Linked DNA regions of Mus musculus: all the other regions are linked to region 4. A link is a loop called in an ENCODE intact Hi-C map of the cell type or tissue named here. Cell type or tissue: heart. All regions are shown on one strand. Links, peaks and the distances in the headings refer to the core of each region. The heading gives the core; the rest is flanking DNA. Region 1 holds the start of Snx9 (sorting nexin 9). Region 2 has its middle 2.4 kb from the start of 3300005D01Rik. Region 3 overlaps Zdhhc14 (zinc finger, DHHC domain containing 14). Region 4 overlaps Snx9 (sorting nexin 9). Region 5 holds the start of Tmem242 (transmembrane protein 242). Region 6 overlaps Tmem242 (transmembrane protein 242).

Region 1 (5,148 bases), core at 443-4,442, 50 kb before region 4:
GAAACATTTTTAAAACAAGTGTTTACTTGTTTATCAAGTTAAGACGTGAGTTATTTGCTTATTAAAACATGAACTTTAAACAGGGCTGGGGAAGTGTTGGTGGCTAAGGACACTTGCTGCTCTGCCAGAGGATTCAGGTTTGATGCGCACAGATGATAGCTCACAACTATCTATAGCATCAGGGCCAGGAGATCCAATGCTCTCTTTTGGCATTCATACACATAAAATTAAATTTTAATATAAATTTATGCTTTAAAATTCTTTTTAAGCATGGCCAGTATGATCTGGTTAAACTTTCTAGACTTTTTTGCACTTGTACACCATTTCTTTACTTTTCACACATGTGGATTGTACACTCAATATTTTCTTCCGTGTTTGGCAATACTCTTAAAATACTGTTTGCCATTGATATCCATGGGTGATGGGTCCCAGACTCTCTGTAGCTATAAACTCTGAAAATGTTCAATTCCATTCACAAAAATGGGCATAACGTGCCCATAGAACTTTTATGCAGCCTCCCATCTTTTGAACCATTTGTAGTACAAACTGTAGGTAGATAAATAGCTGTTATTTTGTTGTTTAGAAAATAATTTACAATCAGTACAGAGGCATTTTTTTCTTTTCAGATATTTTCAATCTGAAACTGGCTGAATGTGGGGATGGGAATGTGTGAAGAGAAAGGATTGATTGTATTAGCCTTATATAAGCCTCCTAGAACATAAATTCATATAATTATGTCTTACTGGGACAATCCTCTTAACAAGTACATGGATGTTTTCTTTTGGGGCTTAAAATGCTTTGATAAATATCTTTGCTGACGTGTCCCAGTCTGAATGGAGAATTTGTCCTTAGAAGCTGTTGGTCCTAAGGCTAGGGTTACTTTCAATTTTGATATTACCAAGTCAGTTATTTGAGCCATGATTTATCATTGTAAATAAATAATAACTTTTTCAAAGGGTTAAATAGGATATGGGCTTCCTGTCTAGAATACAGAAAGAAGGGTCTCAATGACTTCCCTGTTCCTGTCAGGAGAAGGACAACAGCCTGGACTGCCCAGATGGCTCAGCTGATAAGGACTCGGCAGCCACTGTCTCAGTTTGACCTCCAGGACCTACGTGGTGGAAGAAGAGAATAGACTCCTATAAGTTGTCCTCTGACTTCACACGTGCTATATGCATGTTCACACTCATAACTTGTATGTGTGTGTTAGGGTTCCTAGTGTGGTGATAAAATAAATCCTATGATAAGCAACTTGGTGAGGAAAGAGTTTATTTTGCTTACGCTCCTGTGTCAGACTCCATCATGGAAAGAAATCAGGGCAGAAACTCAGGTCAGGAACCTGAAGGCAGGAACTGATGCAGAGGCCATGGAGGGCAGCTGCTTACTGGTTTGTCCCCCAGGGCTTGATTAGCCTGCTTTCTTACAGCAACAAGGGCCACCAGCACAGATGTGGGCTGGGCGACATAGCTGGGCCTTCACACACCTTTAATAATCAAGAAAATACACCACAGGCATGACTGAAAGTCAATCTGGTGTTTTTTGTTTTTGTTTTCCCCTAGATGAGGTCCCCTACTTCTAACATGACTCTAGCCTTTGTCAAGTAGACATGACACTAGCTAGCAGTAACACACACACAGACACAAGAATATTTCCATGCCTGACTATAGCATTGATACACACAAACATCCACAGAAAACTCTGAATTACCACTTAAACACTATTTTTGGCTGTAACTTGCAAATTCTCTGGTCAGTAAAAAAAAACATTTTTTTTTCCCCAGTGCTGGGGTGCAAACACCTATGTGTCATTCTTTCTACCACCCCCAGTCCTAGAAGCTACAAATTTGACAGTAAAATTAAATATCAACTTCCTGGGATAAGAGAGTCGATTTTATTTGTCTAGAAGATGCATCCTTATTATAAACAACTGCATTAAACTATTGCACTGATTAAGGTAAATCTTCCAGTCTCATCTTTTGTGAAAGTCTCATCGATCAATTCAAACCATTCGTTTATTAATAAAACCCATACAGATCCAACTGCAGACAAACTACTCTCAATCAAAGATGTTATAATTCGGGCTTCTCTTTTAACTTAAGGAAACCTGTTGCGCCCTCAAACTTCTTGAGGCATTTTTAAACAATCCAAAGGGCAGAATTGGGTCATCTCAGGTGGAGTCCCCAAGCGTCCAGGCCCAGAAGCCCAGGCCAGATCACAGCCTCCGAGAAATCCCATGCAGCCTAGATGCAGGAAGCCATTGCTCGCCCTGGGCTGGCTTGTCCGTGTGGCGCTCGCAGTAGTCACCCCCAAGCACCCCGATCCCTCAGCAAGCCCCGCCGTGGGCCCGGGATCCCAGGCGGGTGGCTCCCGTCAGTTCCCGGGGATCACCGTTCTCCGGCTCGCAGAGAGCCGGGCCTGAGGCACAGCCCCCCTCGGCGCCGCGCCCAGCGAACGGCTCGGCGGCGGCGGCGACCAGGCCGCGACCCCGACGCCCGTCCGACCCCGCAGCCGCCGCTCCAGCCAGGGCCCTGCGCTCGGAGCCGCGGGCGGCGGGGTCGGGGCGGAGGCCGGGGCGGGCGAGGAGGCCGGGCTGCGGCCGAGGCCCCAGGCGCGCTTCCGCCGCGCACGCCGCGGTCCATGGGAGGCTTGGCCGGCGGGGGCGGGGGCCGCGCAGCCGGGACTTTCAGGAACTGCAGGCGCGGGCGGCGGCGGGAGTCGCCGAGCCGCGGGGGCCGGAGCGCCGAGAGCAGGACTGAGGCGGAGCCGCCGCGCCGGGCCGCAGCCACCGAACCGCAGACGGAGTCGACCTCCCCGCCCGCTTAGGGCCGAAGCTCCGCAGCACGGGAGACCAGCCGGCCCGCCGGGGCCGGGGAACCGCCCGCCATGGCCACCAAGGTGAGGGGCGCGCGGCGCAGGCCGGACCGGCCGTTCGGCTCCGCGGCGCCGTGGCGAGGCCGAAGCGCCCCGACGCGTCGCTCGCGAGCTCCCCCCACCCCTCACCCCGCGACCTCGGGCACCAGAGCGGGGTCACGCCGAGCGCTGGGGTCCGCTCCCCCTGGGCGGCGGCGGCTCCGCAAAGTTTGCACCTGAGCGGAGACGGGCGCCCCGGCACGCGGAGTTCCCGTAGCCCCGGAGCAGCGCGCGGGCCACTCGGACGCTGCCGCTCCGCACTGAGCCTGGCGCCTGCCTCCTTCCTCCGTACGGCAGCCCGGCGCTCGAGCCGGGCGGGGAGGACGCTGCAGCCTCCGGGAGTCACGCTCCCTCCGCGTCCACTGCCTTCCAGGCTCTCATTTTTTCCTTTTGGTTTTGGCTGGCTTTTTCTGTTTGAATGGGACGTTTTCGGAGCGAATAAAGTATCAAGAGGGAAATGACTGTGCTTTTAGATTACGTGTTTGCCGGCAGAAAAAAAAGAAAAAGAAAGAAAGAAAACATAAAAGGCCCAGGCCCCAACTGCTTAGTGGAACTTTGGTTCCTGCTTGGTAAATGGCCAGGAATCTTGGTTTGCTTATTTTTTTGTTATTGTTTGTGAAATTAGCAGTCCGTTTTTGCTATCTGAGTCTGCAAAAACAAAACAACAACAACAAAAATTAGTTTCTCCTGTTCCTTTTTCTTGTGCGGTTTCAGTAGTCACTTGGGAATGAAATAGCCACCGGGAAAAGCCTAAGCCTTGGAAGTGAGGACCTGGGGTGGGAGGCACCATAGGTGAACCTCTGATAGACCTGCGATGTGCGGGTAGCAGACAGACTGGTACTCGGAGCTTTGATTATGTCACCTTTACAAACAGCGTGCCTTTTCCAGATTTATTTTTGACACGTCTAAGCTACTTCTGGCTTGATGAAAACTTTTTTTTTTTTTTAAAGATGGGTGTTTATAGAAGGTATAGGAAAGTGTTAAGGAATTTGGAAGGTCAGAAGTGCCTGATTTCATTTAGTCTGTTGAAGTTGGGGCCCAGAAAAATTCATTTTCTCTGTCCTGACTCTGTCTAGGTGTAGTGTTTATATGTAAATGAAGCTTCTTCAGAAACCTACTGCTACTGTTGAAATAATTGCCTTGTTAGTAGTATATCTGAGCAGTTGTTGCTTGGTTTTCCTAGATATAAGACAACTACCTACCTTTCAATATACTTATATTGTGACAAACTTTGTTGGAGATGAAACCTAATTTAAGCAGAGGATTTTTGAGGTTTGTTGCCTAGACATTTCAGAAATTGAAAATTCAATTACAGAGTTATCTTGCAACATTGACAATGATTTGTGACATAGACCCTATTCTGTAATATTTGTACTGATCTGAGGCATGCATGCCTACTTCAGCTTAGCAAGTAATGCATATATCCAAGCAGAGGAAAAAGTTTTATTTGATGGTGGCGAAGCCTTATGTTTCCAGTGAAAAAGCACGGCTGTCCTTGGGCTGAAATTGAGGTGCCTGTGACCCCTCTGCACACTGCCTCACTACCTGTGTAAGCACTTCCTACTTGTTATCTGCTTCTGAAGGCAAATTCCAGCTCTCCTGGCTGCCTGTTGGTGCCCTTCCCTAGTTTGTAATCACAGTTCCAAGAGGCCGCATCCCCAGGTGGACCAGAGGACAAACCACTGCCCTCTGAAGAAAGGGGCTGGTTGGGAAAGCCTCGTTAAAGGGAACTCCTCTGCGCTTTTCTCCGTTTGTGTGTCAAAGCAAAGCTCATTTTTGAGTTGGTCCCTGAAAGACACACCTCTTCCCTTCCCCACAGCTGAAGAGTTGGAGTTCTTCCCTTCCTTGAACCCTGTAGGTGGTCAGGTGTACTTAGCAAGGACTGATGATGGACTCAATGACGTTTAAGCCCAAGTAGTGCCCAGGCTTTTGCTATAAGAGCTAAGTGTTGGGAAATGAATGCATCACGTGGACAGCTGGTAGGGTTGGGATTGCCTTAGTGCTTATGGGAAAATGGCTTTAATTCTCCCATACACAGTTTTAGTCTAAGTCGTTCTTACAATATTTTCTTGAATATACACTTATCTCTGAAGTCACATGATTATTTTGAAAAATATTTATTTTATGTGTATGGGTGTTTTGTTCCAAGAAGAGGGATCTGGATTCCCTGGAACTGGAGTCAACTGACCGTCGTAAGTAGTCACGTGGATTCTAGGAACCAAATCCTGTTCCTCTGCAA
Region 2 (4,000 bases), core at 1-4,000, 95 kb before region 4:
GGCAACAAATGGGTACTCAGAACATGGGTAGAAGAAGAAAGAAGGCGGGAGAGCCATCTAAGCAGACAGGCACACCACTGGAGATATCATCTGAAACAGAAAGGCCAAGCCCATGACTAAGGTGACCCCTGCCAACCTCTCAAGCAAGCTCCCAACACTCCCCTTCCCATATCTAACAGGAAACACATGGGGGCACACACACACACACACACACACACACACACACACACAGTGGCCCAACCGCCGCTCTCCAGTTACAACTTCCAGGAAATTATTCCAGGAAGTGAAAGCATTTCCGGAAAGCAACACCTCAGGGAACAGAAGTGCTGCCCTGCACAGGAAGTTCTGTCAGGGAAGCAGTTCTCCAGAACAGATGACCCCAGCATCCCGAAGGAAGCTAGCTGCTAACTGTCTCGAACTCTGTGGCTGCTGCTCAGAAATAAAGGTCAAAAGAGTCACCTTACCTAATTGTGAACTGCAGAATCCAAATTAGAAGACTTTAAATTTGGCTAAACTAACTGTTTGAAAGGAAGATGTCTGAGCAGTGCAATTGTTATCCCTGGGGCTTCCCTGAGGCCCCTGAGAGGGTCTGCCCACTGCTCAGAAGGGTCAGTCAGAAGGGAGTCATGCCACAGGAAGTGACCCAGTGAGTTTCTTCTCACTGCTTAATGATGGGAAGGCTCCTGGAATCCAGGGCTTGCCCACACATCCATCAACTGCCTGACTTTAAGTAGCAAGTATGACAGTTCTTCAAATTTAGAATACAGGTGTAACTGCTGCTCTGTCTTGCTTTCATGAGAAGCAGAGGGCTTCAATCTGCCTAAAAGCCAGGCGCCACTGCCTCAGCCTCAATTTACCCAGCTCAGCTCTAGTTGTTATATTCAAAACGGCACCTGTATCCGTCCCAGGATTCTTGCTACCCTGAGAGAATCCTCCAAAACATTCAACATAAGCCATCTCTCCTGGCCAGTGATATAATATAGATATGAAGTTGACATGAACCCTAGCCTTGATCCCCAAGATGTGGATAAAGCCTACTGAGGGCTCCTAGAAAGGAACGGGGTGAGAAACCTTTAATACCAGGACTTGGGAGGCAGAGGCAGGTAGATCTATGAATATGAGGCCACTCTGGTCTACCAAGTGTGTTCCAGGACAACCAGAGCTAAACAGAGAGAGCCTATATTGAAAGAAGGAGAACAAGAAAAAAAAAAAAAAAAACAAGCTCAGTCTCTGGGTCACACCCACCAGATTTTTTTCCTGTGAAACTAGACTTTGTTTCAAGTGTGACCTTTGAGATGAGACATACCATCAGCTGACTGAGAAGACTGTCCTCGACAGTCACAAACGATAGCGGTGAATGCCTGGCTGCTAAGACAAGTTATGTTGTATTTTATAATCCTTGCTGGTATGATTGAAAGAGTCACCTTAGAAACCGTGTACCTCTGTCCTCCATAAATCACAGAGCTCCAGAGAAGCACGGTCACCTCACCCACTGCCTCTGCGCTGTCACATCAAGACAACAACTGTATCATTTGTGTGCATCCAATTCTTCCCATTTTCAGTGCTGAGTATACTTTTCCAAGGTTCTCAAGATATCTTGGTCCTTGAAAGAAGACCTTGAGGATTGGTGTCACATCCATGCCTTGATACCTCCTGAAAATGCATGCAAGGTACTAGATTCTCTAGCTAGCAAGCCAACATTCTTCTTCTGAAATTGAGCCGCAGACTGAGTTGAATCCCTAGGGGGCAACATAGTCAAGTACATCGGAAGGATCTACTTCTGGCCAGTAGAGGGCGAAAGTCACGCAGACAGAGTATTTCTTCTGCACTATAGGAAGTTGTGGTAATAAGCCCACAGTGACAAGGCTGTAAACCCTGAATGATAATCCAGCTAAATTTGGTGGTCATTCCCTTGGGACTCAGCATAACGTATGTTTGTTACATTGTCTCATATGTGGCCACATTAACTTTTAGATCAGAAACTAATTTACAAAAACACAAACACACACTAAAAACACTTGCAACGTATTATTTACAACTTACTGTTTCTCTCATAAAAATCAAGACAGTCAAAATAACAATTATAATAATGAACACTGCTGCAGAAATATTCCAGAAAAACGAAGTAGCTTAAATGCCTTAAAAGTATTGTTACTCATCGTCCTATGCTCTGCAGTCTCAGCCTCGACTCTCACCCCAGCCTCCCACTCACCCAAGAAGCAGCAACCTGGCAGAATAATGGGCCCAAGTCACACTGCATGAGAGAGGTGACACTCTTCTGATTCAGCTTCAGGATCCCCTCCCTCAGCTACTGCCTTCAGTCACCATCACACTTAATTAGCTACTCCCTAAAGACTCCACCCAGTCCTTGCTGCCAGAGAGACAAGTCGACAAAAGACACAGGCTTCTCATTGAAGAGCTCATTTTCCAAAGAAGCACAGAGACTAATAGAGAGATGGTTGTGTTCTGGTTTAGCGTGGCCAAGTCAGAGAAGAGTCACCCAGGGAGGAATGCGTTAGCTTCCCCAGGTGTGTTAACTTCCCATTGCTGGGACACAAAACCTGGCTCAACAGCCTAAAGGAGAGAACTTGGGTTTTGATGCTGTTGTTTTGCAGTGCTGGAGAATACACGGAGGTGTTCATGCTAAGGAGGTGCTCTACCGCTGACATAGACCCACCCCCAGCATCATTAGGAAGGTTTGCTTTGTCTTATAATTCCAGAGATCTCTGAAACTGATTAGCTAGTCCTGCTGCTCTGGGCTTTACAGTGGCACAGTGCATGGTAGAAGTCTGTCGTTTCCTTCACAGCAGCCAGGAAGGAGAGAGAGAGAGAGAGAGAGAGAGAGAGAGAGAGAGAGAGAGAGAGTAAAGGAGGCTGGGTTTCCAATATCACCTTCAAGGACACATACACAATGGCTCAGTCTCTTTCCTTAGAGTCCGTCAACTCTCAGGATGGAGAACAAGACTAAATGACATGAGCCCTTGGGTAGTGCTCCAGATCCAGGGCATGGCAGAAAGCCAACAAGCACTTGAGTGGCAGGCTGCCAGAGTAGCCGTCAAAGGCTTTCATGGCCCCATTTCTTTTCCTATCATGTGTTTCCAAAATGTCATAGTCCACACAGAGTACAAGTGGAGACAGGGGCCAGCTCTAGTTTGCTTGTATTGTTCTGATGAAGACCATGGCCAAAAACCACTCTGGAGGGGGGAAAAGGTCAACTGTAGTCTGTCTTACAGGTTAGAGTTCAGCGTGAAGGAAGTCACAGCAGGCGCTCAGGGCAGGAAGCTGGAGGCAGGAACTGAAACAGAAAGACCATGGCTTGCTTACATAGCTTGCTTTCCTATACAGCCAGGACCACCAGTGCAGGGTGGCAGCGTCCACAACCCACAATGGGCAGCCCTTCCCCAAACCCACCATTGACCATTAATCAAGAAAATGTCCCACAGACATGCCTACAGGACAATCAAATGAGGCATTTACACACACACACACACACACACACACACACAAACACACACACACACACACACACACACACTTAACCTCTATGCTGTCTTGGTTCCTACCTACACAGCTATCCTGGTAAAGTAGCCTCTGAACTAAGTTTTATAAAGGCCAATTTAGGCCAGGCATGGTGATGTATGCCTTTAATCCCAGCATTCAGGAGGCAGAGGTAGGCTTATTTTTATGAGTTTGAGGCCAGCCTGATCTACAAAGTGAGTTCTAGGACAGCCAGGGATACAGAGAAACCCTGTCTCAAACAAACAAACAACAAACAAACAAAACATCCAAATCAGTGAAGGAGTGAATGGTCTTGGCTGCATGGCGTGAAAGGATTCCAAGTCCACAGAACAGCACTAGCATTGGAGTTCTGAAACTGACAGGTCCCTGTGGCAAAAGCTCAGGTCTGAGGACGCTGGTGACAAGAATGCCTTTAAGAAACGGACAGGTGCTAGGTTACCTGCTGAGAAGCACAGATGTCATTTGGAAAGCTAAGAGGAAG
Region 3 (5,148 bases), core at 454-4,453, 140 kb before region 4:
AAGCTGGGGTATTTGAGGAGCCAGCATGTCTCTGCCAGCAGGAATCTTAAATGGTGATTGTCACAGAGCAGTCTTACAACGTATCTCTCTGAGCCTGATATCCTGGAAGCATATGTTTAATCAATGAGGCTGCCCCATCAGGGCCAAGCTCATGTGCTATGCAAAGCAGACAGTGGTGCCTGGGCATAACCCTGCCTGCTGCCCTGGAAGATTAGAGTGCTTCTCTAATGCTCTGATAGCTCTGGTGTGGGGCAGGAATGATTGGGGAGACTGGACAATGTATACGTTAGTGGCTCATGGAGTTTAACCAACAGCCGTTCCAGCTGCTTTTCCCAGTCTTCTCATCCCTTTGAATAGCATCTCCTCATTCAGTCCCCTCCTCCTTGCTCCCCCCAGCCCTCCCCTCCATCTCCACATTTCTTTGACATTCCGTTGGCTGGGTGAGACCCGATTCCCCATCCCCAAGGCTGTCATCCTCTGCTGGGCTTCCCTTTAAGTCTGGCTCCAGCCTGGAGTCAAAGACTTTAAACTTCTAATAAACTACTAACTCCTTGGGGCCTCAGCCTTCTCTTCTAGGCTCATGGACAGGGCGGGGAACTTACAAAAGGCATGCTCTGGGAAGGGTGCACACACAACGGGGCATGAAATAGAGATCTGCAACCTCAGACGGTTGCTCTCTACTCCCACTAGGGCTGCCTTGTATGTGTTCCCATGGGCCGCCAATGATGAGAGGCACCTCTGGTTGTGCCTATTAGCAATAACAGGGCTATTAGTATGTAGTTTGGTAGTGACTTAAAACTCAGGGACCACTAAGCCAAGGAAAGCCAATATTTACCAATATTTGCACATCATGTGTGGTAGTGGTTGGTTTGCTTAAACAAACAAACAAACAGCTTCATGCACTTGATCCTCCATACATGTAAGTGCGTGCGCGCACGTGGACACACACATACACACTACATGTACACATGCATACATACTTGCTTGCACTTCACAAACAAACACATACACAGAAACTAAAGTTCTCAAACTACAAGAAGCTGTGGTCTCTATTGCTGTGGGTGGGAAATCCTGTGACCCTTTTCTGGGATTGCCTATAAATGACATCCTTTAAGTTTGGAATCAAGGGCATAGAGGCTATAATGTAGCTAATATTGCACCCTGGAGGCCCACAGAGGTACCTGCTCACTAGAGTACTTTATTCTGCCACACAAGTGTGTATGTGTCATGTGCTAGGGTCTCTCCTAATGTCTGCTCCTTGCCTCTGCCTTACTGACAAGATACTAATGGTTTCTCTTCTCCCTCACCTACCCCCTCCCCCGTCCCACCCTCTCCTTTTTCATCTCCTTTCCACCTTTTCTTTGCTGGCTCCTGCTGCTGTTCTCCAGTGCGACCAAGACCAGTGCATTCAGAGCACCAAATTCGTTTTGCAGGCCGCAGCCACGCCCCTGCTTCAGAGCGAGCCCAGCCTCACCAGCGAAGAGCTGCATATGCCTGGGAAACCCGGCCTGGGCACCCCATGTGCTAGCCTGACGCTGGGCCAGCCCACACCACCCTCCTCCATGCCCAACCTTGCCACGGAGGCCACACTCTCAGACATTATGCCCCTGAAGGATGAGCATGGGGGCCATCAGTTTCTGACCCCAGATGAGGCACCCTCACCGCCAAGGATGCTGGGGGCAGGCAGCCCTCTAGCACATAGCCGTACCATGCACATGTTGGGTCTGGCCAGCCAGGACTCCCTGCACGAAGACTCCGTGAGGGGCTTGGTAAAGCTCAGCTCCGTGTGACCTGCATGGCCAGCCCTGGGGACCACAGGTGACAAACAAAAACAAATTACTGGACATAGCCAAGAGGACGTTTTGTTTGGAATCTGCAGAGTGGACCGGGAAGAGGAGACTCCCTCAATGGGAGGAGCCTGGAATTGAAAGAGGCAGCGTGGATGCAGCGTGCAGCGCCCTCTGTCGGCTGCTTTTGGGACAGACACGAGGAAAATTTTCGACACTGGTGGCCAGACTGAAATTGGACCTAATGTTACAGCTACTAATTGAAATCCACCCGCCGTTCCATTTGTTCATTAAAACAAAACGAAACAAAAGTTCCAAAGGGAAAAGCCGGCCAGACATGGGATTGCATGCCACACTATAGTCTGTGTTACAGCAGTGGTATTCCAGAAGAAAAGATGTCTCTCTGTTTTCCTTCTTTTTAATCTTGTGATACTTTCCAATGTGACAGACCGAACCCGGTGGGTAATGCCATCCTTCGCGACTTACTGGACTTAGCTGTATGAGGATGGGCGTTTCCTGATGAAGAGGGTTACTGGGGGCATCCCCTGTTGCAGACGGCACCTGGGGTCTATCCTGCCCTGGACAGACATTTTAACCCTCTGTCAATGCTCAGATGGATGTCATATTGTGCCACCATGGGGCAGTCCTCGCCTCCTGTGTGACAATGACCTTCCTATGGACAGCCAATAAAATGACTCCTCTGTTATTTTCTTGATCTGTATACAGTTGTCAACAGCTTGCATGTAGTTACTTACTTGTTCACATTATCTCTGGTAAGGAATAATTCAAAACAGCCAAAGTTGAAATCTTCATGTTGTGGGTTATGGTTCGGCTTCTTAGATGGGAGCTGAGCTTGCTAACAGTCCTCAGCCCTTAGCACCCACCTTCCTGATCTGTTTTTAATACAGGCTTAAGGGGGGTTGCTATGAACTAAGAGCCACTCACACAGCAATTATGTGTAGTAAGTGGAGGGAGGGGTACCCAGGAGACGGGATGTTGTCTGGCTGTCTTCTCGGTTCCATGTGATGTTGGGGCGCTACAGACCTCATAGGCATACCTCATGCTCCTCATGAGGCAACAGCAGCCCCACCCTGGAGCTGAGGTCACATAGATCACAACTGGAGACAAAAACAAGATGGCGGCTTCACTCCATCTGTCACCTGGCATTTTAGGGAGCCAGACTATCCGGGAGGAGCTGCAGGAAACTCACCAGCGCTCTGCAGCCTTCATTCCCAGCCCCATATCCAATGGCAAATCCACAGAGCACTCTGTGACTCGGCACCAGGTGCAGGTCTCATTAATACAGTAGACACAATGTTACTGGGGCTAAAACCAATTCCATTCAAGTCAGACAATTGTCATGCTGAAAAGTGGCTGCTTATGTCTTCCTTGTGACATCTCTGAGGCACCTTCACTGTTATGCCCTGTGGCAGTGTAGAAGTTGGAGAAGGTGAATTGTATGTAGCCATTTTTTTTAAGTTTTCTAGACCTAATTATTTGTAATTTAAGACAGAACTGTTCTTACACAACCACACACTGTCAGATGCTCCACCTATGAGTAGATGTCCACAGAGTTCCCCCTACACCTTGTCAACCACATCCGGGCCCCCACCTGCTCCTTACCCTGGACCCAAGGGTGGTCTGGTCTTTTCCCAGTTTCTACCCTTGGGGTGGGGTAGGGGAGCTAGTCTTTATAGATACCTTGGGGTAGGGTGGGGGAGCTAGTCTTTATAGATACCTTGGGGTAGGGTGGGGGAGCTAGTCTTTATAGAGTCCTTTCATTCCCGATACTCCTAATATAGTAGTTGCCAATTTCCTGATACCAACAGCCCCATTTAAAAAATTCCAAGAAGCAACCATAAGTCACTGAATACAGTTGCCCCTCCATCTTCCCTTTCAACTGTGGATTCAACCAACCATGAAAATATTTGAGGGGAGGGTATCTACACTGAGTTGTGTGTCTGTCTTTCCATGTTATTCAATTGCACTGCATTGTGTTAGATATAAATCTCCTAGAGATGAGACAATGCCCACAGAAGGAGGTTTGTGTGTTCTATATGCAAACATTGTTCAGTTTTACTAATAGACCTGAGCTTCCATAGATGGGAGCTTCCATGGGACTCTGGAACCAATCCCCTAAGGACACTGAGGGACAAATATACTTATTATCACTCACCCTGTTCTAGACCCATCCTCCATACATATGTGGTGCCATTTTTCAAATAGGGGTTTGGGGACCTTGGTAAAAATGAATCAAGACGGTTCAGGGACAGGTGGTGTGGAACTTGAATACGACAAGTGGCTAAAATAATTGAAAGTTTAAAGCCCACAGAATGTCACAGACCTTTCTTCCTGTTTGGGAATAAGCAACTGGGCTCTTAGGGCCCTACTTCAGCGGTGAGGGTGAGGGGCACCATCCAGAGAGGTAAGTGGCTTGCATTTCCCATTAACTGGGTCCATCTAGTGTGGCTGAGTGGACCTTGGCATTCTAAATGCTTCGAGAGAGTTAGCAATCGATTGGCTGCTAGCTAGAAAAAAATAAGATAAATATTTTACCGTGCTATTAAGGTTTGGGCCATTAGCACACATAGGGGCCGAGAGGGGGTAAAGTCCATCTGCTTCCCATTCTCCTACCGAGCACTGGGAAATTGGATTTAGCCAGAGCACCCTGGTCCAGATCTGAGAAGGGTGATGATGGCTGAATGCCTGCTTCTGAGCAGACAGGCTGACATGCCACTCTGTGCCACGGGCAGTCAGCACAGTACCACGCTGTGCCCACTTGAAAAATGTTCATTCCAGCTCTGGATGTGATTGTTCAGCCTGGGAGAACAATGTTATATCCCACCCACCCCCAGGCAGCAGAGTGCCTCTCAGAACTACCCATACCACCAAGTCTGTTACGTCCTTGCCTGTGTCAGCCAGGGACACTGACATAAGGTGTGCATGAAAGTGCAAAACAAGTTACAAACTCCATTGTGCAAGCCATGTGATGCCAAGCCCTGAGTGGGTAAACCTTAGCAGGCTTCACACCCTAGGCCTGGTGGACCTTCTCTAGACTAAAAGCAAGAAATGAATGTATTCAGGTTGTAGTGGGTGTCCGGGGTACAGGGCTTGGTGGCATCTCCAGGAATAAGTCAGAATGAAACTTTTCAAGGGCTTCTAAGAACTCGCCCATACAGCCTTAGCACCTGTTCCATTCAGAGCCGAGCCTACCCAGCATCCTCTTGGGGCCTTGAACCAGCTGCCTCCCAGCCGTGGCTTCGGGCTGGAGCTCATTTGGCAGGTGTCAGGATATGAATTAGGGTCTTTCCCACCAGGGGTTTCTGTTCTTGTCCACACCAGGATCTCTTCAGCTCATTGA
Region 4 (5,148 bases), core at 590-4,589:
GTCCTCCTAGTTCCCCCCACAGCCCCTAGGTTCCACACCAGCTGCTATGTCCTCCTAGTTCCCCCCACAGCCCCTAGGCTCCACACCAGCTGCTATGTCCTCCTAGTTCCCCCCACAGCCCCTAGGCTCCACACCAGCTGCTATGTCCTCCTAGTTCCCCCCACAGCCCCTAGGCTCCACACCAGCTGCTATGTCCTCCTAGTTCCCCCCACAGCCCCTAGGCTCCACACCAGCTGCTATGTCCTCCTAGTTCCCCCCACAGCCCCTAGGCTCCACACCAGCAGCTGTGTCTCTTGCCCTAAGGCTCCTTGTCTGAGGTTTGTTCCCCAGTGTTCTTCCTGAATACCCCATCACAGTGCAGTGGCTGTATCTGAGGCAGGAAGCTGTGCTTGGTTACCAGGGCTTCTCTGATTGCCTCTCTCCAGCTACTTTGAGCCCCTCTTTTGGTTTATGATAATGATTATTCTCATAGCTTTGCTTTTTGGCCCTATATGCTAAACCTATAGTATTTGCAGCCTGACCAGGCTGCTCAAGCTCTCATGGGCTACCTGGGCTGTGTCTCAGTGCCAGTGGAGGTCATGGAGAACGTCAGATGTCCTGGATGATTGAGAACCGCCCATGTGCTTGGTCCCTAAGAGCAGTGCGTGCTTTTAACCACTGAGCCAGCTCTCCAGCCCTTAGTTTTGTATTTCTAACAAGTAGAAATAGGTTTAGTTTTTAGACAGAATGACAATACATTCCAGCCATTTCGTAAAATTAGTAATTTCCTAATATTATCAAATGTCCTGTCTTAGTTGCTGACTCACATGTTTTTAATTTGAAAACCCCCTAGAATATTGTCCTGACACAGTATTGACTACACTCAACCTTGTAACAAATTATCACACATGACCACAGTTCCCATGGACACCCTTTTTATTAATTATATTTCCTAGTATTTTTCTCTGGAATTATTTCATATTTCCTAGTTTGATTCTCTGGGATAACTTGTTATAGAAAATACACTCAACAATGGGAAGACAGGTCCTTTGGGAAAGCACTTGTTTTATAAGAATAGGAACCTAGGTTCAATCCCGGAAACATAGGACAAAGCCTCTTGGTGGCTGTCACGGGCATGGGTGGAGCCGGGTAGGTTCCCAGGCCTCTCTGACTAGCCAGCCTGCCCCATTTGGTGAGCTCCAGCCAGAGAGAGTTTCCAAACAGAAAGTGGGGCCCATGAGATGACTCAGTGGATAAAGGTACAGGCACCAATGCCACCAAGCCAGTGGCCTTGGCTGATGACCGCAGCATACATGTGGAGAAGGAGAGAACCTACCTCCTGAGTTGTCCTCTGGCCTCCACACAGGCCATGGCACTCATGTGCACACACATGCACATGCACACAATAAAGGAGTACATACATTTTTTAAAAGGTGCACAGCGCCCAAGGAAGAGCACCCGATGTTGCCCTCAGGTCTCCACCTGTGTAGATGCACATGCCTGCACAAAGGAAATAAACATTAATCACTTCTTGGAGCTCAGTGTGTCTTGTTAGAATAGATTATTTTCTCTTCTAAACAAGATTTTAAAATGTAAAATTTTGAACAGTATTAGCTCTATGTATAAAAAGCTTCATGTTTTTCATGTAAAAATTAGAAATTTGTAACAGTTCTCAATACAGAATTTCTAAGCAAGTCCTAACATAGCACTTATCTTCATCTTTTCTGTTAGAATGTTGGTGGAGGATGGCTGGAAGGAAAGAACAACAAAGGAGAGCAGGGGCTTGTTCCTACTGACTACGTGGAAGTAAGCACTACCCACGACCAGCTACGCTCATCTTCGCTGCACATCTCTCTATCAGTTGTTGCGTTAAAAGGTTGCTGGGAAGACAGCAACTGTCTTAAAAGAAGAACTTCAATGGGAAAGTAGTTGGTGCTAATTAAATAAAGTGCGGGAAATACATTGAAGTAGAAATAAGGAAAGAGCTTACCTATGAGCCTAAGCTACAGAGGGTTTAGATTCGCTTCCTTCCAGGGGCAGCTGCCGCCCGCCCGCCTCCGGCTTGGAGGTGGATTGATGTGCAGACTTTCAGTGGATTCTTTAAAAGGCCAGGCTTCACGCTTCCTTCTGCTGCTTTCGTAGACAGGAGGATGTCTTCAATGGGACACCCCAAAGTCCTGCGGGTGACCTTGCCTGATACACAGCCACTCAGCAGCAAAACTCCCTTCAGAGCCTGCTGCCTGGCGCCCCCTGCTGGTTGCCTGTAGGTCTCAAGCCTGAGCATTTGCCTCTCTTGGGTGACAGACACTGAGTTACCTCTGGAAGGCCTCTGGCGGGAAGCTTCCCTGGGCCTTATCAGCAAAGCAGGAGGAGTCTGTCTGTGTTCTCTGGTCCTCCGTTAAAATCGAGCCGTGAGGAGTCTTAAACATCCTGGGAAGTCAGTAGAGCTTTTTCCTCTTCCAGAAGTGTGTGTCCACACACACACACACACACACACACACACACACACACACACACACACACACCCATACACGTCTACATACACATAGCTGTGTCTGCACAGTGCCAAGAGTCCATAGACCCCTGAGCACAGTTTGAAAGTCTGAGGTTCAGATCCTGTGCTGGTTCTGTGCACTGCATATCTGAGATCCTAAAATGGCCACAGCCAAGAGAAATCTTAAGGATTTAGGTTGACCCTGGTAGTCTTTCTATTTATACAAGCATTTGTTTCTAAAGAGGTATCGTTTCAGCTTCTTAGATTTGTTTAATCTTTCAAGACTGAGTTCACTTTACTAGAAATGGACAGACCCAGCAGGCTAACGTTAGAATATGGTTGAACCATCAGAACCATTCACCAACAGGATATGATGGACGTCCGTGAACTAAGATAAGCCATGTTCTGAACTATAAAACACACAATGTGTTTAAAAGAAGAGGGCCAGGCATGTAGCTCAGTGCCACACTGTTTGCCCTGGGTTTAATTCCCAGCACAACTACCCAACAGAGAGGGGAGGGGGAGAGACAGGGAGAATGTGTGAAGGTAGGTTGATCAGTCAGGGGTGTGTGCTCGCGTCCATGTGTGTCTGTAGGTAGGTAGATTAACCAGTCACAGAGTGCTTCTCAGAGTATACTGAAATTTAACTCCAAATAAGTAAGAGAAGGATTGCTGGAAAATACCAAAATACTTGGAAATTAAGCAATCTAAATTACATATAAGTCAAAGAAAAAAATATCAAGAAAAAAATTGAGAGTGTTTAACATAAATATAAATGAAAACTATTGAAATTGTAGAGTGCAGCAAAAACAGCCTTGAGAGGGAGACCTGCAGCCCTGAAGCTTCGGCCCCTCCCCAGGGTAGATTGTGTGTCACCTACTCAAGCTCTCACTGAGATGGAATTGTGAGGGAATAACAGCTCTTTCCAATCCTCAGATTTTACCAAACGATGGAAAAGATCCGTTTTCTTGTGGGAATTCAGTAGCCGACCAAGCTTTCCTCGATTCCCTGACAGCTAGCACAGCTCAAACCAACTCATCTTCTGCCAACAGCAATAACCAGGTAGGCCTCACCTCCTGCCGGGGCTGGCTGGCTTTCCTGAGAGCTAGGCTTGAGGGGAGCCAGGTGGTACAGCATCGCTGTGGGTGCTGCCTGAAAGTAGCTGTGAGGGGCGTGTGCGGTGGCTGGGGGGTTAGGGGTGTTGTGTGGGGGTGTGTGCAGTGTGAGGGTGTGTACAGTGGTTGGGGGGATGGGGTGTGGCGTGGGGGTGTGTGCAGTGTGAGGGTGTGTACAGTGGTTGAGGGGTTAAGGGTGTGGTGTGGGTGTGTACAGTGGTTGGGGGATTGGGGTGTGGCATGGGGCTATGCATTGTGAGGGTGTGTATAGTGGTTGGGGGCTAGGAGTGTGGCATGAGGGGGTGTGGCATGAGGGGGTGTGGCGCTCCTGCTGGGTATTAACAGACCTCACCTGAAACATCCACTAAAGACTGTTTGCAAAACCAATAATACAATGAAAGATGGTGTGTTGAGATTTGCTTTTGAGAATATCAGGATATGGGTATGGACCCCTCCCTAAAAGGTTAAATATTCTCCAGAATGAGGGCCTGCGGAGAAGGAAGGAAGCAGACACTGAGGTGGCCAGTTTCTGCTTGGCTAGACTTTGTCATGGGTCCTCCTGTTACAGCAAGTGTCACCACCCCCCAACCCCCGCCCATCGCCCATAGAAACAGTCAGATAGAAGTAGCACAGCCAGGCACTTAAACTCTTTGTCAGTGATGTTGGCTCTAAGTAGGCCTAGCGTGAGCCCCTGTTTTAGAGAATGTACAGATTTTAAACATGGCTTGGTAGCACACGCCTTAATCCCAGGCTCTCTGTGAGTCCAGGCCAGCCTGGACTACATAGTTAGACTCTGTTTCAAAAAATGAAACCAAATAAGAGAGAGAATGTCCACATTGTGTATTTTATATTTCTACCAGAGACCCTTCTGTAGACTTGAGATTAAGCTCTGTAAATAAGAGAATAGGAAAATGTACAGGCTCTGTCATGTTTTGAGTTGAAATGGTTAGGTTTTCACATGAGAGGGCCTTGTGTCCTCTGGCCCTTTTGAGAGAAACAGTTAAATCTCCATCAATTATTCTGGTCACAGTGCCCCTCCCAGGGGGACAGTGACAACATATTGCTTGGTTCTCGATCACTTTCTAGTCCAGCTACTAAATGTTTACCCAATGCCTGATACTTTCTTATTCATGTGGATGAGTTGAAGAGAAGAAATATTCTACCTTCTAAACAGCCTTCCTGTTGTGAGCAGGAAACGCTAACTTTCCACTCGTTTTGGAGTCTTGCAGTTATCTAGTCCTGCACTCTGCCCTCATGGCCTCTTTCCTTCCCAGCAGGAACCTGTCTGTCAGGTTGCAGCTGTCTGCTCAGTCCCAGGAGAGGCCAAAGGGCAACAGGAGCAGTGGGGACTGGGGAGCGGCTCCACGTGCTGCGTACAGAGGTGGAGCCTTGTACGCACAGCAAGCCTGTTCTCCTAGATAGTAATAAAGCTGTGGCTAGCCTGTGGCTAGGGAGGTTTCCTGGTGGACTTACCAAACTAGTAATCTGTATTAATGGGGCTGGCCTTTGAGTGTTTTCTGAATGGAAACAGTAGACCGCACTTTAAAGTTTCCTTTGTTT
Region 5 (5,148 bases), core at 564-4,563, 450 kb before region 4:
CTTAAACAGATTAAACCTGTGGTTTCGAAACCAAACACAGCTTGGCTGTAAAGCACCAACACTGGTTAGGTCTTAACGACATCTGCCACAAAGTAATTTCTTCTCTAAAAGTATTACATGGTAGAGGGAGAAAATGGCCCATCAGAGGAGCCACAGAAGTGATCTTAGTAGCTCCATAACCCTTTAGAGTATTGAGAGGGAATTGGAAAGCATTTTAGATACATTTTAGTCTCCTGTCATTATAGTATTCAAAGCTTAAGTATGACTATTACAGATAAGTGGAAGGGAATTCAATTGGTTTATGGTTTTTCACATAACATTTGTCTGTAGCACACATCAAGCTAATTGCATAGTTATTGGTGTGAATATCTAATTGTGTCTCTCACAGCAGACATTTAAATTCCCGAGGGAAAGACATGTTTATTTTTGTACCCTATCCACCTTAATCATAGAGTGCCTGAAACATAAAGGATCCCAAGTAAACACTTACTGAGGCGAACAGTAAGTCAGCAATATGGGTGGGAGGGGAAAAGACAAGACATTATAAGCAACTACAATACACATCAAGAAATTCCCCACCAACCAGGGAAAGCAGGCACACGACAAACAGCAAATGTACAATCCTGCTAACAGAATAATGATCTTCTGTCTCTAGTGGATATAGTTAGTCACCCAACACTTTATGAGCACCTACTGTGTGCCAGGCACTTTATAGCGACTGCGGCCCTTGCATTAAAACACAAAAACAAAGTTTTCACTCATTCTAAAAAAATGTTAAAATTTTAACATCTATGAAATAAATATACTTCTTGCAACCAGCACCAATAGTTTAAGTGATATTGCTTTTCTTTCAAAGCAAGGTCTCTTATTATCAATACTAAATTACTTATTCATGCTGTAGGGAAAACAATGTTTCCAAAGTTTTGCTCAGTTATTCTTCAAAGCCTCATTCTGTTAATTTTTAAGGAAGCACACGGAAAAAAAAATCAAGACTGACAACTAGTATACTTCTTAAACCCATGAGGGTTTGTGGGTGTATTTTCAAAACCATGTGAATGAAGGTCACTATTTTTTCCTATGCAAAAAGCTGTCCTTTGTTAAAAACAATAGCAATGCTATGAATGGATTTCAGAGTCACAAACCTTATTGAACCACTCAGGGCTTTTCTTTTTAGCTAATGATAATGTTGTAACAAATCCAGCTAGCATTCCCGCTGCGGCTGCAGAACCAAGGAAAATTCCACCTGCCAAGAATTGAGAGAAGGGATTAAAAATAAAACTTAAATTAAAGAGAATTGCACAACGAAGTATCAGAAACTTTCAGGATTACATTCAAAACTCGAAACATCATGGCTAGGCGGCTCTTGTGAAGTGGGTCTGAGAAACCTGCGTGATCTCACGACCTCGGGTTTCTGGTTCAAGGGTACGCTCTGAAGCTCAGTTCTTCAGGGCTGAGAATGGGTTTTTTTCCCTTCTCTCTGTCCTCAAGGACAGCAGCGCGAAGTTTTTCCACGGGAAGAAGAGATCGTGGCAATCAGAAAAGGGCAGGGCACAAGAAAAACTATAGATAAGGATGGGTAAATACAGTATGGACTGGAGAGTAGATGGCAGGATTTACCCGCCCCTGCCCAAGGAGACTTCACCTGGTGAGTGACATATGGGCCCCACTGGCTGAGTTCAGAATAAGGGCTCTCAGAAAAGAATGTGTTCCGGAACATCACATCCCAGCTCAGAGCAAGCATACCTTTAACCAGAAACAACCGATCGTCCGGAGACCCTGGAGCTTCTAATTCAGAGGACTCCCCGGGCCCAGGACCCGAGGTCTCCATTTTAAAGTCTCCTACTCTACTGTTTCCGTTACCAAAGAGGCCCGAGTGGAAGCTCAAGGGAGAGAGAAGAAAGGTTCCGCGGCTGCCTTCCCTGTGCAACCTGAAGAAAGGTCCGGGTTTCCCACTTTCCCCGCTTAACACTCTTGCAGTGAGAGAAGACAGAAAGGCTGCTCTCTGTCCCAGCCCAGAGCCGAGGGCGGCGCCCCACAAGACGGCCCTCCTGGGAGGATCACTCGCCTTCTTGCAAGGTGATGATCTGTTGGACTTTAGTAAGGTTTTGGGTTTTTTTTTTTTTGGTTTTGTTTTGTTTTCCCTACTTGGAAGAATACTCAGTTCCGACTCTAGGAGGCAGTGAGAGGTCGCAAATGGAGCCGGGAGCCCATCTGCCTGGCTTGGATCCTGGAGCTGTTTACCACTCCAGATACACTTGCACTGCTTCTAAGGATTTGGTCCGCACTAACAGACCACGATTCTAAAAAGCAAGCCTCAATATTTTCCCCGCTTCTTTCTGAGAAATTTCGAAATAGTTATTTCAGGGTTAAGTGACATGCCCAATTCTGGAAGAGAAACATCTCACCAGCTTCGAAGCACACGCCCTTCCCAAGATCTGATTTGCCCGCCCCCAGTGGACGCGCTGGGCTGGCTAAATGATTGAATGAACTGAGCCAATCTAGAGAGCAGAGTACAGAGGCCCTCTCTCAAAGCTTATTAACACGGGCTCCAAGGCTGCCCCGGACTTGCTGGGATCCTTAGCAGCCTGCAAGCAGGCCTGGGAGGACGATGTGCCAGGGTCTACGGACAGAGTAAATGGCTATTGAGGGAAGAGTAGTGGGAAGTAGCCAACGTTTTCAGCCTCTCAAAGGGAGACCTAAGACATATGGCATCATCTTTTAAAATGAAGCCAGTTCTTTAGCCTCTAGCCTTTTTCTGAGCACTTTAAGGGCATGGGCATCTTGAGGGTGGAGATTGTTATCTATACTCATTTGATATTCCCCAGCTCTCAGTGTATTACCTGGTCATGTATAATAAATGCCTGTCCGAGGGACGGGTAAATGAAAGCATTAGTTTTTGCAGCAGTTAAATGCATTTATTAGCTCAGACCTGCGTTCAGGTCGTAAAGCACTTCTTATTTGTGTGAACTTGGTGTTTGCCATATAGCCTCTCGTTACCTCGTTCCCCTCAATTATTAACTATGGAAACAGTACCTCACAGGATTTTTGAATGAAGAGGTGCGTGTGTGTGTGTGTGTGTGTGTGTGTGTGTGTGTGTGTTGTACATCCCTCTTGACCACTTGAAAAGCTGATACAAGAGGATAAATTCAAATCTAACCTAGGTAACAAGACCCAGTTTCAATCTTTTAAAAGTTATGAGTGTGATGGAGTTAGCATAGTGTCTGGCACACATAATATGCGTTTTAATTGCTGTTATCATTGATTCTAGTAGTTTTTAAAGCATTACATACGAACGGTTAAAGCTGCCCAGTCTCTCCCATTAGAGACTTTATCTCTGAAAGTCTGGGGCAGCATGAGATCTGATGCTAGGCTTGGTTGAGGACAACTGCTCTGTTTCTGTCCAGTTCCTTAGAAGCCTAGTTTCAGAGTCTGGGAAGGCCCCTTACAAGTGGGCAAATACTGTGCCCACTTGTAGGCACTTACAAGAAGGACTTATACTTCTCCTTTCCTGTCACATATAATAATAGTGACTATAGCTGCTAACATATTGGATGCTTCCTATATGCCCTTGCTATATCTTTTTGGGTCACTGAGAGCCCATCAGGTGATACTGTTCAGAGCTGGCAGAATTTTTGAACCATGAGGCCTAGTGGTTCAAAGTCACTGAGAGGTGTGGCCTATAAATCCAGCTTTGGCTAATTCAAGAGGGACTGTGAGACCACAGCCTCTTCCTCTTCCTGTCCTTGCTCTGTTCAAGGCCAGAATGGATGCCAGGTGTGGTGGTGCATGTGGGTGTGTTGCAGAGCAGCCTTGTGTACATAAGAAGTTCCAGACCAGCCAGGGATACATAGAAAGACCCTATTAAAAGAAAAGGACGACTTTGCTCTGCTGCTGAAAGACCCACAACGTGAGGACTCCCCCACGTTCTAACTCAGGATAGGCCACACCCCAAATCACTCACGAGAAACAGTCTTGATGCAAACTGCAAGAGGTTTATTTGGGAAAGACCAGTGCACTGGGGACGACTTGTATCCCATGCAGGGGTAGAGGAGTTGACCACGAGCTCAAGGGGTCAGGAAAACAAAAGAGGAAACACAGACAAACAAGATCAGTGCACTGGGGACAACTGGTATCCCTCCCAGGGATAGAAGAGTTGACAATGAGCTCAAGGGGTAAGGGGTTTATAAAGACACAAAAACCACAAACACCTGGCATTGGTCTATAGAAAGGCAAAAACCACAAACACCTGGCATTGGGCTATAGAAAGGCAAAAACTGCAAACACCTGGCATCCTGGAACAATGGGGCTATTTTGGACACAGATCTAGGGGCTTAAATAATTTTTTACTCTCTGTCAGGATCTTTTACTGCCTCTTCTCATCGTGATGGCGATGCGAAAGGACCCTTGCCTACAACTTTCTTGTTTGTTCATTTGCATGGATGGGACAGAATCTACCTAATCTGGACCAACACATTGTGACTGGAGTCTCCAAATCTGTGAGCAAAGATAGACTCCTTTCCTTTATATGTTAATTATCTCCAGTGCTTTGTCACAGTGATTGATGGGAAGCTGTCAAAGTACAGCACCACACTTAATGTTTCAAATGTTTTATTTCATTTAATCCTCTCTATAAACCCAGAAAGAATAACACATTCAAGTGCACACAGCTGTTGAGGGGCAGTCCTGGCTTTTCAAAGCAGGTTCTTCCTTAATTGATGGGCAGGTACTCTTCATCTGAGCTTAATTTCTGGTGTTACCTAGAAGGGCTTGGTGGTCACAGACTGCTGGCCCCGTGCCAGAGCTTCTGAGCCAAGAAAGGTCTAAGAACTTTCGTGTCTGCAAATGGAGAGCTTTTTATGATCTCTTTCTTTGCTGCATCCCACCAAAAGCACAGACACATTTTATTTCAAGGATTATGTTATTGTTTACCCTAAGGGCTTGAACGGAGACTATGTTTAAATCTAGGGAACTTGCAGAGTCCCGTGCCCCAAGGCCTGTCTCATTGTCTGAGTGCCTCCAACCTGTGTGAGCCCTGTCTGGTTTTATAAAGGTGCTGGCACTTTGGCTGGCTCTTTGGTTGTTTTCCAGAGCCTCAGAAGTCCTTAAAGATCAAGGACGGGAATTCCTGGCTCTGTAACTGGGACCACA
Region 6 (5,148 bases), core at 550-4,549, 460 kb before region 4:
GTACACCCAAGTTGGAGCACTTCTATATGTCCTTCTCAGATAGAGAGAAGAGGCCTGAAAGAAAAGCCCCTGCTCTGACCAGTGATCAGAACTCAGGGCAAGTTCTGCTGTACTTTTCCATAGGCATCTTTTTAATAATGAGTAGCTAAAGAAAAAATTATAAATTATCTTTTAAAAATTACAGGCTCTACACATTTTAGTTTAAACACACACACACATTCATCTGAAATTTGGATTATGATGGCTCCCCAGAGGTGGCCTCAGAGTGGTGCTAATCAATGGTGGGAAACTTGGGGAGAGGGCCTTGTGGGGAGGGCAGGAGGATGCCGAGAAGGATCCTTTGGGACATGGACTGTGCGAGTCTTGCTCTCTGTTCCTTAACTAGTGATGTGAGCCGTCTGCTCCACCCTGACGCCAGCCACTGCTTGCGTTCACTGCCCCAGGAGCAGAAGACAATGGGTTGCTCAGTCATAGACTGTGACTTCCAAAACTGGAGGCTGAACAATCTTTCCTGAGGCCATTCATGACCTGAGATACTTTGTTACAGTAACAGGTAGCTGACCAACTGGTGATACAAAGGCAAATCCCTCCTTTTTCAATAGTTAAAAAAACGTAATAACGTTAGATCTCCGTTTCCCCACTAATTTAAAATTAAATCTCTCACAGAGAAATATTCATCCCTGGATTTTATTACATTCCAGCTCCTACAAAGGCAACAGCTGTAAATTATGAGTTCTCACTCCAGCAGGCATCATGAACATTCTATACACGGCACGAGAGAAGCCTCGCCTCTTACAAGAGCAGAGACGATGGTGGTGAGGTGAGCCTACGACCTCCGGACTAGAAGGGAGAGTCTGGACAATCCTGTCCGTAGACGTGTGATGTAATATAGAAGATTCCACTGTGGGGAGCGGGTGTGGCGGCAGTCCCAAAGGCGCCAGGGACTGCAGCTAAGTCGTATGACTTGCACCTGACTTCCTCATATAAACCACAAACATCTTGAGAGCTGCGCAGGTGTACCAGGATACTGGTGAATCCATTTTGATGGAGATATGCCCCTGCTGCCCTGATTAGCTGAAGCTGCGTGCCTGGTGAGGGGGCGTGGCCTGCGGTGCGTGGATGAGAGAGAGTATAAAAGGAGTGAGAGGCCCAGGGTTCGGGGGAGATATAAACAGGGGAGATATAAACAAGAAGAAACAGGACTGAATAAATGTGTGCAGAAGGATCCTGTAGCAGCGTCGTTCTTCCTGGCCAGTTGAGCGCGCGCAACATTCCACCCAAACATTCTCACTCAGTAATGCTAACTGGTGGTGACTCCAGGCCTCTGAGGTAACAGTACACAACACAGGGCCACACCACTGGTTGAGCACACCCACAGTCCCTTCTAGTTATAACTACAGCAACTAAGAAATAGTGGGATAGCTAATGTTTCACCTTCTGAGAGAGAGAGAGATAGGGTGGTCTAGCTGTAAATAAGTGAAACCTCTTCAGAAGTCCTTGGACCACCAGTTAATACCAACTAGTAAGTAATAAAGGGCACTAGTGACAAAATTAACATGTCACTACATGAGTAACATGCCAATAACTAAACAGAAATTTGCTTTCCTGCACAAACAGGAGGTTTCCACTTAAGATAGTATTTCGCTCAGCTATTCGCTAAGCCACCTGTCCTAGTAACAGTCTAATCACACTGGCCCAGTGTGTACCTGCCAGGGCTGAATGCCCTGTCTCCTGGAATCGCGTGCACAGCTGGTTTAAAGAGGGAACCAGGAACCTACAGGAAAGGCTTCCCCAACTACCCCCCCCCCCCCCGTCCCTGCTAGTAAAGCTACTGCGGTGAAATATTGCCTCGATCATATTCAAACGATAAACTACCACAACTCAACCATAATTCAGAAGGAACCTCGAAGTCATATGGCCCATCAAGCTGCCCATGCTGGCTCAGTACCGGTCAAGGCACTGGGGTGGATAGGTGCTGAACTTCGAGCTGTTTCTAAAGGTCTCACCTTTAACCTTGGGTAAGGTCAGTGCCTTTGGCCAACAAATGCAACAGCTTCTAGCAGCTGTCCTTTTTGTGAACTCTGCTTAAATGCTACACTACTACATAAGATACAAATGCATTTTTACACTGGATGTATACTATGTGTTCTCTGTGCAATGGAATTTCACAATAACTGTGGGTAATAAAGTAAAAAGCAAAGCCACTTTAAGACACTGAGAGTCTGCTGTGAGCAGTTTAAACATGTTGCCTCTCGGGCCAGCAGGGGGAGCTGTGAATTAAAACAGGAAATGTTAAGCGCTTCAGGCGAGCTGCTCACAATCAGCCACTAGATGGCAAGCAAGAGGAACTGGATTTACAGCAGAGAGCACAATTCAAAGGTAGCAGTAGCAATTACCAGACAATGGAGCTAGCTTTGCTCTGCCTGCTTTTATCCACCTCCATGCTGCAGAGGTGTGGGTCATCCTGAGACTGTCATCTTAAGTTGTAGAAAAGTGACATTTCCCCAAGTTGGGCTAGACACAGAGATTCAAGTTCACGCCTCCGAACACTGTTCTAGGAGCCAGGAGCAGGGTTGTGCCCTCTCCTGGTGTGTCAGCACACAGCCAGCTCGGGGTAGCCCCACAAAGGGGTTCTAGAGTACTCACTTGATGAATTCGAACACTCCCACCCTGAGAGACATGCCCTGGCACGGGGTTTAGTCGGAGGGTTTGGCCTTCTAGGGGTGTCTCTGGAGAGCGTAGGGACCAGATGAGCCTAGCGGCCTCTGAAGTGGGACAGGGTTTGTCTACGTCCTCTTCCTAGTAGGACATTAAGGTGCAGTGTCAGAGTCCACAGAGTCAGTAACGCTAACTAGAAAACATTTTCTTCTCTCTCAAATATTTTACCTAGGTAAGAATCCCCTTATTGGTGTCATAAAACAAAGTCGTTCATGTTCTAGAAACTAAAATAGCAGTCTGGCCCATAAAGCCAAATCCTCGGGAGTATGATAACCTACTTTTGTTGGTCTATGAAAATTTAGATTGATTTCTTATGATGACTCTTTTATTTTATTGATTTTATTCCCTTTTATTGAAAATAGACCTGCCCTCACATGGGAACACGCGGTTCCCTCCCACTTCCCCACTCATGCAGATCCACCTCCTTCTGTCTAGGAGCCTGGAGCAGGGTCGTGACCTTTGCTAAGGGAGCCTCGTCTCTGCAGAGGCAGATCTGGGAGCCCCCATGACTCTCACTGGAACACAAACAGGACTCTAAGGGATAGGAGTAAAATATGATAAGATAAAACAGAACTATCACATCAATATCGGGCAAAACAAACAGGAGGAAAAGAGCCTAAAAAAAGGAGAGAGACCCACTCAATTGTACACTCAGGGACCCCATAAAAACACTAAACTGGAAGCCATAACACACACACACACACGCACACACACACACAGTACTGGTAGGATAAAAAGATTAAAAAAAAACCCATAAAATGCTAACATGGAACAGTCCTGACATGACACTGTGAGAGAAGGGACCTCCAAAGATGCTGTGGAGATCATTTTCTGCTAGCCATCTAGTGCTGGGCATACGGCCTACCCCTAAGAGTAGTTTGTTTCCCCATGAGCCTCCCTTGGAGGAAACACTGGATACAGTTTCGGGCTAGGGATGGGGGTGTGTTCACGTCTCCTTTCAGTTCTAGGGCCCAATCCGGTGCAGGTCCGTGCAGGCCCTTCGCTTGCTGCCTCAGTCTCTGTGTCCATAGCGTTGGCTTAGGCTTAGAGAGCATTGTTCTCTTGGTGTCCTCCATCCCTCTGGCTCTTACCCTCTTTCTGCCTCCTCATCCACTTGGTTCCTTGAGCCATCCCCCTGAGGGGATTTGATGGAGATGTCCGATTTATCGTAAGCGTTCTGCAATCTCTCACTCTCTGCAGAGTAACTGTGGGTCTCCTTATCTGGTCCCATCTGATGCAGGTTGAGCCTCTCCGGCGATGGCTGACCAAGGCACTAAGCTTCGAGTGTAGCTCAATGCCATTTTATTGCTACCTCTGTTTTATCTTAGAACAGTATTTGGTTCTACTCTAGGCCCCTGGGCTATCTAGTCTGAGGCTCTTGGTACTCAAGCAGTGATAGCCATGGGTTCCATCTCACGGAGTGGGCCTTAGGTCACATCAGGTATTGGTTGTGACTCGCACAAGCTTCAAGCTTCGTGTCATCCTTGCACTGTCATAGCAGACCAGCACTAAGGATCCAAGTGTGGCTGCTGCCTGGGTGTTTGTGCTTCTCCTTTGGTAGCGTACAGAGCACTTTCCTGTACCAAAGATACTGGAGCTTAGGGATGGCTCTAAGCAGGAGTCAGATGGGCTTCTCCGTGTTCACTGAGCTATGCAGGTGGTGTCTTCAGCCACGGGGCCTTGCCTGTGATGACTCTGCACATCAGAGTACCTGCGCTCTCCACCTCAACGCTCACCCTGCTGACGACCCACTCACAGCACTAAGCACTGGGAAGATAACAGGCTGTCAGCCAGCACCATCGGCTAGCATTTCCACAGGAGCAGAGGTGTCCCCAAACAGACCTCAGCCAGCCAGGGTGGTCTCCGGAGCTCCCAGGCAGCTGTGCTTTATTTTGGGTACAAATGAATAAAAATGACATCATACACATGGATGGTACGTCTGGGTGGTATGAGCATAAGCATCCTGTGCAGTCTTTAAAAAGCAATATTGACATATCGTGATGTTTCTAGGAAAGAAAATCATTTGCCCACGTACTTCTGTCAACACTCTCTCCCAGCTTCTCAGACAGCCACTCTCTTGTTCTACACAGCTGTAAATCGTTTGTTCACTTGTACCTATGTCCTAAGCCTTTTCTGCTTCAGGGGATGGCTTAAGAAGTCTCCTCTTCTATGAGGAGAGAAAGGCCAGCACTGTAAGACACTGACATCCATCTAGGAAAGCTTGGTGAGCTAGCGAGAACCAAATGGATCAGATCAATCACATCCAACACTCCCTTCCCCTTGCCCCTACTTTATTTCCCATTTTAGCTAGTGAAGGAAGGTAAAGTTAGAAAACCTAGGCCCTAAACATTCAGAGCTGAGTTCCAAGCTCAAGTCTGCTGGCAGGAAGGTATGCTGTATTAGGCAAGTGACCCACCCTCACCAGCTCCC

Evidence for each region. Hi-C counts contacts between places; a loop is a spot of excess contacts. Peaks named below come from ENCODE experiments on the same cell type or tissue, not always from the same donor. Only the 100,000 strongest peaks of a DNase experiment are listed, where the experiment ranks them.
Region 1: it touches region 4 in a loop (2.6-fold over the local background); 14 of 42 quality-filtered maps call a loop at or near these places.
Region 2: a loop joins it to region 4, with 7 times the contacts of the local background. A loop is called at or near these places in 35 of 42 quality-filtered maps.
Region 3: it touches region 4 in a loop (5-fold over the local background); 2 of 42 quality-filtered maps call a loop at or near these places.
Region 5: a loop joins it to region 4, with 6 times the contacts of the local background. A loop is called at or near these places in 18 of 42 quality-filtered maps.
Region 6: a loop joins it to region 4, with 3 times the contacts of the local background. A loop is called at or near these places in 17 of 42 quality-filtered maps.

Annotation. Positions count from the first base shown.
Region 1 is chr17:5,838,653-5,843,800 of GRCm38, forward strand. Snx9 (sorting nexin 9) reads left to right here and starts at 2,672. Exons shown (of 18, transcript NM_025664.6): 1 at 2,672-2,894. The coding sequence starts at 2,883. In heart, for the core only: no CTCF peak of the experiment used is centred there; DNase peaks (open chromatin) are centred at 2,629 and 3,109; H3K4me3 peaks cover 2,644 bases; H3K27ac peaks cover 2,628 bases.
Region 2 is chr17:5,794,276-5,798,275 of GRCm38, forward strand. No RefSeq gene overlaps it. Among named protein-coding and RNA genes, the nearest start is that of 3300005D01Rik, 2.4 kb to the right of the region's middle. In heart, for the core only: no CTCF peak of the experiment used is centred there; DNase peaks (open chromatin) are centred at 286 and 1,776; H3K27ac peaks cover 565 bases.
Region 3 is chr17:5,751,304-5,756,451 of GRCm38, forward strand. Zdhhc14 (zinc finger, DHHC domain containing 14) reads left to right here. Exons shown (of 9, transcript NM_146073.3): 9 at 1,389-2,588. The coding sequence ends at 1,790. Among named protein-coding and RNA genes, the nearest start is that of Gm41519, 17 kb to the right of the region's middle. In heart, for the core only: a CTCF peak has its summit at 1,960 (motif pointing left); a DNase peak (open chromatin) is centred at 1,818; H3K4me3 peaks cover 805 bases; H3K27ac peaks cover 587 bases; H3K27me3 peaks cover 327 bases.
Region 4 is chr17:5,888,365-5,893,512 of GRCm38, forward strand. It overlaps Snx9 (sorting nexin 9), which reads left to right. Exons shown (of 18, transcript NM_025664.6): 3 at 1,711-1,785; 4 at 3,410-3,535. Among named protein-coding and RNA genes, the nearest start is that of Gm46599, 37 kb to the right of the region's middle. In heart, for the core only: a CTCF peak has its summit at 2,230 (motif pointing left); a DNase peak (open chromatin) is centred at 2,207; H3K4me3 peaks cover 260 bases; H3K27ac peaks cover 1,292 bases.
Region 5 is chr17:5,438,390-5,443,537 of GRCm38, forward strand. It overlaps Tmem242 (transmembrane protein 242), which reads right to left and starts at 1,871. Exons shown (of 4, transcript NM_027457.4): 1 at 1,744-1,871; 2 at 1,143-1,243. The coding sequence starts at 1,828. In heart, for the core only: CTCF peaks have their summits at 2,183 and 2,383; DNase peaks (open chromatin) are centred at 1,912 and 2,482; H3K4me3 peaks cover 1,864 bases; H3K27ac peaks cover 1,485 bases.
Region 6 is chr17:5,427,299-5,432,446 of GRCm38, forward strand. The region is part of intron 3 of Tmem242 (transmembrane protein 242); the gene reads right to left. Among named protein-coding and RNA genes, the nearest start is that of Tmem242, 10 kb to the right of the region's middle. In heart, for the core only: no CTCF peak of the experiment used is centred there; a DNase peak (open chromatin) is centred at 2,313.